Regions from separate parts of the Homo sapiens genome. Here region 2 is linked to region 1. The links are chromatin contacts, found by Hi-C in ENCODE. All regions are on one chromosome and are shown on one strand. Each heading gives the region's core, a stretch centred on a gene start or an enhancer-like site at or near the end of the contact. The rest is flanking DNA. Distances are from core to core; before and after follow the strand shown.

Evidence for each region. A loop is a pair of places that touch in the nucleus more often than their neighbours do. Pooled maps may share reads with other maps.
Region 2: a map of CD4-positive, alpha-beta memory T cell shows a loop between it and region 1 (17-fold over the local background). The contact joins the promoter of PLEKHA8 here to the promoter of OSBPL3 in region 1. A Hi-C loop is called at or near these places in 2 of 168 maps with a recorded cell type or tissue (CD4-positive, alpha-beta memory T cell and naive thymus-derived CD4-positive, alpha-beta T cell) and 8 of 50 pooled maps.

What each region holds. Positions count from the first base shown.
Region 1 is chr7:24,978,676-24,981,677 of GRCh38, reverse strand. It overlaps OSBPL3 (oxysterol binding protein like 3), which reads left to right and starts at 1,500. Exons shown (of 23, transcript NM_015550.4): 1 at 1,500-1,792. RefSeq lists an enhancer at 31-200 and silencers at 1,341-1,850, 1,901-2,110.
Region 2 is chr7:30,026,875-30,029,876 of GRCh38, reverse strand. PLEKHA8 (pleckstrin homology domain containing A8) reads right to left here and starts at 1,465. Exons shown (of 14, transcript NM_001197026.2): 1 at 1,075-1,465. The coding sequence starts at 1,114. FKBP14-AS1 (FKBP14 antisense RNA 1) reads right to left here. Exons shown (of 3, transcript NR_187577.1): 3 at 2,636-3,002. RefSeq lists enhancers at 744-863, 2,770-2,919 and a silencer at 1,024-1,353.

The DNA of each region.
Region 1 (3,002 bases), core at 251-2,750:
CCGCCCTCGCCCGCCGCCTGCCAGATCCGAAACAGACAGTCCCAGACATTTCGCGAGGGGGATGGTTCCAGAAAGCGAAGATCTGAGCGTGGTGAATGAAATGTGAACAGAATAGCTCCGGAAAGAGTCTCAGAAACCTTGAATTGGGGTCAGTTTGGAGACTGAAAATGCGTCGAGCGCTGCAGGTGGTGGTTGGCAGGGGGATTTAACACTGTGGAGCCCTTACTCCGTCCCAGGCGCTGAGCCCAGCGAGCCACGCGCGGTGCCCAGCTCGGTGAGGTCGGTTAGTTGGGTCTTCAGGGAGGCTAAATACCCTGTATTTGCTATTCCCTTCGCCTGGAACGCTCTGTGCGAGACTGGGTGTGGCAGCTCCTTTCCCAGGCTCAGGAATCTGGGTAAAAGCCACCCTCGCCTAGAGGCCCTCAGGGTGAGCGCCCCATCACGCGCTAAACCACTTTCGAAAGTGGACTTGGCCCTCCTCTCAGTACTAACAGTCTGTCAGCCTTTTATTTTTTGCATAGATATGTATTTTCTCTTCTTTATTGTCTGTCTTTCCACAAAAAATGCAAGCCCCGTGAGTACTGGAGCCTGGTGCGCCTTTCTCACAGTTGCAAGCTCGCAACTGCTCCTGGCATATACTAGGTGCTCACTAAATGCTCATGCCCTTCCCACCCGCCACCTGCGGCACTCGACACATTTGCAGTCTGCAAACTGACCCCAAACCATCAGCTGCTTGCATTCGTCCTAGGATCAAAGAAGGCCATTGGGCTAGTGGGAAGTCAAGTCGGGTGGACTTTTCCGTCTTTCAGGGAGATTTAATAGTAACGACGGTGCTCTCCCCACCTCCTACCCCCTTGCACATAAACTGCACAGAACAAAATCACCCCGGCACGAATCTGCACGACTGCCTCTGGAGGTAGGGTCACGGTCTCCGAGCCCCGGGTCTCACACTGATGCTGTCCTTTGTCATCTCGTGCCTAGAGTGCTGCCTCCCTATGTATTTCCTCTGTTCTCGACTCCTCTGCCACAGTCTGACTTTCTCGGGAGGTCGAGTTCTCCTAGCCTGTGCGACCGCAAGGGTCCCCTGGAGCCTTCTCCGTAAACCTGCCCCTCCCGCGCTGCCCTCACTTTTTCCTCCTTCCCTGGCCCGGAAAAGCCACTAGAGGAACATTTACCGAACGCCTACCGCGCGCAGGCACCGAGCTGGGCCACCGGGAGCCCCACCCAGTGCCTCGCCGCAGGACTCGCCTCCCTCCGCCCTCCCAACCCATCCGGAATCCGGGGTCCCTAGTTCCCCCGCCGCGTCATGGAATCCGCTGGCTTCTTCCGAGGACATCGCCCCACCTCCTTCCCGAAAGGCGACTTCTGATTGGTGAGATTGTGCATCACTCTGCCGCCCTCCCGCCCCCTCGGGGCCCCGCCCCTGGGCCTCTCAGGCCCCTCCCCTGCGCTCCCGCCCTTGCGCGGCTCCTCGGGCTAATCGCCGGGCGGCGCGCGCCGAGAAGTTCTGGGCAAAGTACTCAGAACTGGCCGCGTGCTGGTGGCGCCCGCCAGCCGGCCCGGGAGAGGGGACTTGAGCGCTTCGCGGCCGGTGCGCAGCGCGGCTCCGGCCCCGCAGTCTGTCTGCAAGTGGCCATCCCCGCCCCCGACTCCTGCGGCCGGTGCGGGAGCTGTCAGCTGCACGTTGCGGGGGTACCGGAGAAGCCGGGGTTGCCTTCTCCCGGTTCTGTGCGCTAACCCCGGAGCCCGGCCCCGGGGAACTAGGGAGCGTCTCCGGCTGCACAGCGCTCAGGTGAGTGGCGGGGCGCCCGCCTAAATGGGGCCTGGGTGTCGGGGGGCCTGGCGGCGGCGCGGGCTCGGAAGGGCTGCTGTTTGCGGGGCGCCGCGGTTCTCTGCCGGACCGGGGTCTGTCCGAGTCGCCCGGGGAGGCTCCGGCCCTGGGGCAGACCCAAGCCTGGGAGCTTGGGTGCCGGCTGCAGCTCCCGGGGAAGGAGGACCCGGGTCTCACCCACCCCAGGACACCTTCCCTCGAGGGACGGCTCAGAGGATTGACCGCCAGGAGGAGCCGAGCGCAGGGGCCGCGGCGCAGGTGCGGGAGGACGCGGCGCGCGGAGCTGTCCTGGGCAGCGGGGAGGCGCTACGCCGGGGCTAGAGGCTCAGGAAGCCTGGTAAATTGGGGCGAGCGCGAAGCTTTACCACATCCGCGGGATGGGGCGCGCCGGAGAGACTGAGACAACGCTCGCGGGGCAGGCGCTCCGCTCGCCCGCCTTCCCAACCCCGGCTTGCTCAGCTCCCCGGTGCTGGGCTGGAGGCCCAGGGCACATTCCTTTCTTGTCTGAATTTACATATTCATCAGCTTTCTGGCCCCTTCTGGAATTTTTTTTTTTTGTTAGTTTCCAATTACTACTGTTCAGATCACCTTCAGGCTCACCCTAACTCTCGTCTCAGTGTCTCTCACATTGGTCCTTTCCTGGAGGCCCTGCAGCGTCTTAGTTCAGGGTCTTAGGGACTTATGCACTCTGTCTGAACGTTGTCTACAGTTGGGTTTTCCTACCTCTGTCTCTGTTTATTCCGTGGTCAGGTAAATTCTTTAAGTACTGTCATCATAAGCCAGAAACTCCCAGGCAGCCTCTTAGCGCTGCCCAGCTTCCCGGGGAGCGTTTGTGGCCTCTGGAGTCGCTGATGGGCACTGTCGCAGGTCGTCCAGATACTTCTTAAGCAGGGGCGCGCCGCCCTTCCTTCGGCAACGCAACTTGCTTGCTGCCTTCTGCACACTTGTGCTTGTCCTTCTCCGCCTCACAAGCCACCAGTCTCCTCAGTCGGGACTCTTGGAGCTGAGGGGACTGTGAAGTTGTCGGTTTCCATGTGTCTGCGTACTGCGCAGAGGTGCTTGAGACCCCCTAGGTGTTGCTCTGACCCTCAGAGTTTGAGTATTGGGATGAGGGCATTTAGAAATATTTTAAACTACAGCTGCAAAAGAGATACTTCCACAGATGGGTGAA
Region 2 (3,002 bases), core at 216-2,715, 5.0 Mb before region 1:
GGCTGTGCTGTGTGACCTCCTCGAAGTTACTATGTATGCCAACTGATCCTCCCACACACACCCATTCTTAAAACACCCGGCGCATTACCATACTACAACCTTTTAAAAACTATCCCACAAAAGAAAGAAAACGTCTCTCACCCACTCTAAGGGATACTGGGAACATTTCTGCTTTCAAACACACTGCCTTTAAAATTTTAAAGACCTAATTCATTTTCTGTGATAAAAAGTTTACTTCCAAAAAAGTGGCTAGCACAGTTTCCAGCATATAGTAGGCTTGTATTAAATACTAGTTGCACACATGACAAAAATGATCGTTCTGAATAATTTTCACAGCTGTAGAACAGTTACAACCTTCTCAAGATATGAAGCTTTTACCTCCACAAACTAGAAAAAAAGGGCGGGGACTATTTTAAAGCCAATCTGTAAGGCACGGCAAGAAAGTTGCAAATATTTGCATTCATTTAACGGTAATTTCTGAGTCTGTAAAACAAAAGGAAATGCTCAACGAGAAAATAAAAAACCTTGTGCAGAGCTTTGAAACTGTGGAGTTGGGACTCTTGACACCCTGGTGTGCACGCAGATGACTCTGAAGGTGACAAAGGGAAAGTGTTTGCACTGAGGACTTTGATAAAGGATCTTTCCGCTGTGGAATTCCAGGTTACTGCTGGCATTCTTTTGAAACCTTCCAACCTAGCTGCGAGCCAAGGGAGTACGGTTCCTTCGCCAAAATTCAAGAGATTCCCAGAGAACCCCACGGCGGGGCGTCTGCGCCTTCCTCCCGCTGACATCAAGAGCACCGTGCCTTTCAAGTCACCCAAAATCTCAGTCTTTGTAGCCTTCCTTGAAGCGAAAGGGCAGCCACAGCTCTTAACCAACCCCAAGAGAGGGCCGTGTCGTCCTGCACGGCGACACGGTCCCGTGAGAGAACTGCTTTGGGAAATACTCCCGCTCCGCGCTGGCCTCAGGAAAGGGCCGTGACCCCCTCCCTAAGACGGGTCCAGACACCGCCCTCCAGCCGCGCAGACAAAGGACCGGCCCCCGGCGCGCCCCCGGCCCGGCACGGCCACTCACCGCTCAGATAGTTGGTCCACTTGTACAGCACCCCCTCCATGGCGCCCGCGGCCACTCGGCCCACGCCCGCCGGCCCCCTCACTGCCCCAGGCCCCAAGAGGCGAGGAGCACCAGCAGCAGGGCCATCGCCTGGCGCTGCCCAGACGCCCACTCCCGGCGCCCGGGCCCGGTGTGGGGACGCCCGGCCCGCCTCACATCCTCGGCCCGGGGGCGGGGTCACTGCGGCGGCCTCGGCGCTTGAAGCCCAGCCAGCCGGTGAACCCGTGGGGCGAAGCCGGCACGCTGTTCACAAGGAGGCCCGGGTCCGGGCCCTACGTGGGTCGGAGGGGCAGCCGAAGCCTCCAAAGTGCGGCGAACGAGCTGCCGGTCGCAGGCGGCGCCACGGCGCACCACCTGAACCCTCGACTCGCCGGGCCCGGGACGCGCTCGCGCATGCCCAGGGCGCCGCTCGCGCGCCCCTTCCCAAAATCCACTCCGGGATTTCGCGGCAGCGGCGGCGGGGCGGAGTTTGCGGGAACGGCCCGCAGGGAAATTGAGTCCCGAGACGCGGACTGCGGACTAGGCGACGGGAGGAGGGAGGCCCCTGAGACAAGTGTGGAGCGCAGTTCTGACTGTAAATGGTGCCCGCCGTTTGAGGGTCTACGTGACCTCTCACGATACCTCCTGAGTTCTAGTCCCTATTCTTGTTCCAAAGCTGCCTAATTGATCTCACACACTTGAGGTAACCAATAACAGGGCGTAAAGAGATTATTGGAATTTCAGGGTAGAATACTATGAGGCCAGTGTAAACAGATGTTGTCCAGACTCTAAGGTCTCACTATGGAAGTGTTGATCTACTGACCCGGAGCACTGACATCACCTAAGAGCTTGTTAGAAATGCAGAATCTTGCACCCACCCCAGACCTCCAGATCAAAATCTGCATTTTAAACAAGATCTTCAGGGGGATTCCTATGCACATAGAGTGCGGATATGCACTGTGTTAAGGTTATTAGACCAGAAAAAATGTTAACTACAGATTAAGTGGAAAGAGGAGGTGAGAAAAGACTACAATACGATTTAAATCGCTTTAAGTATATGTCACAGAAGCATGCACCAAAATATTAAGAGGATTGTTTGCGGCTGGTGGTGGTATCGGCGAGCTTTCTTTTTCTTTAAAGTTGCCTGATTTAGTAAATAAAAATGCAAAACCATTATTCGTTATGTATCTGAAATTCCAACTTGATTCGACTCCCCAATATTATCTGGAAATCTTACTTTAGTGCTTTCCAATTTCTTCCAAAATGACTTCAATGAACATGCATTACTTTTGAACTTAGGCAAAAAATGTAAAACTAGAAAATGTAAACTACGATGAGGCTGTGTAATTCGTAACCATGATTACCATTTCTTCTTTAAAGCGGAAGTCTGCAAGTCGAAACTCATTATTTACCCTGTAAGGTAACTTAAGGGATAAATTATTAGCAGCCATAACATGACGTGGTGCTGTGGAATGAATCAGACCTGGTTTGAAGGCAGAGCTCATTTGCTTCGGGGCCAAACAACCTTAAGCAGGACAGTTAATATCTCCTGGTGTAAATTTACTTCTCTTTTAAATGGGAAAAAAGAACCTGCCTTACTGGGTGTAGTGAGGTTCATGCAACGGGAACGCGCTTTGTGAACCCTCAAGCAGTATGTCAGTCTTTACAGTTTATAAGCAATAGCAAAATCCTAGGATTGTGGCATCTTGGGGGGCCGCTCTCCAACGGCGAGAGTAAACGAGTCTTTCCTGGAACCCCGAAGATTTCATAGGGCCCCGGGACTCTTCCTACGTCTCTCAGCAGGGTTCTTCACAGAGATAAATCAGCCGGAGGAGTTTCCGGTTGGCTCTGCGCCCCGCCCCTCTCCCAAAATCCACGCTGGTTGAATGCTGAAATCCACCGGGCTCTAG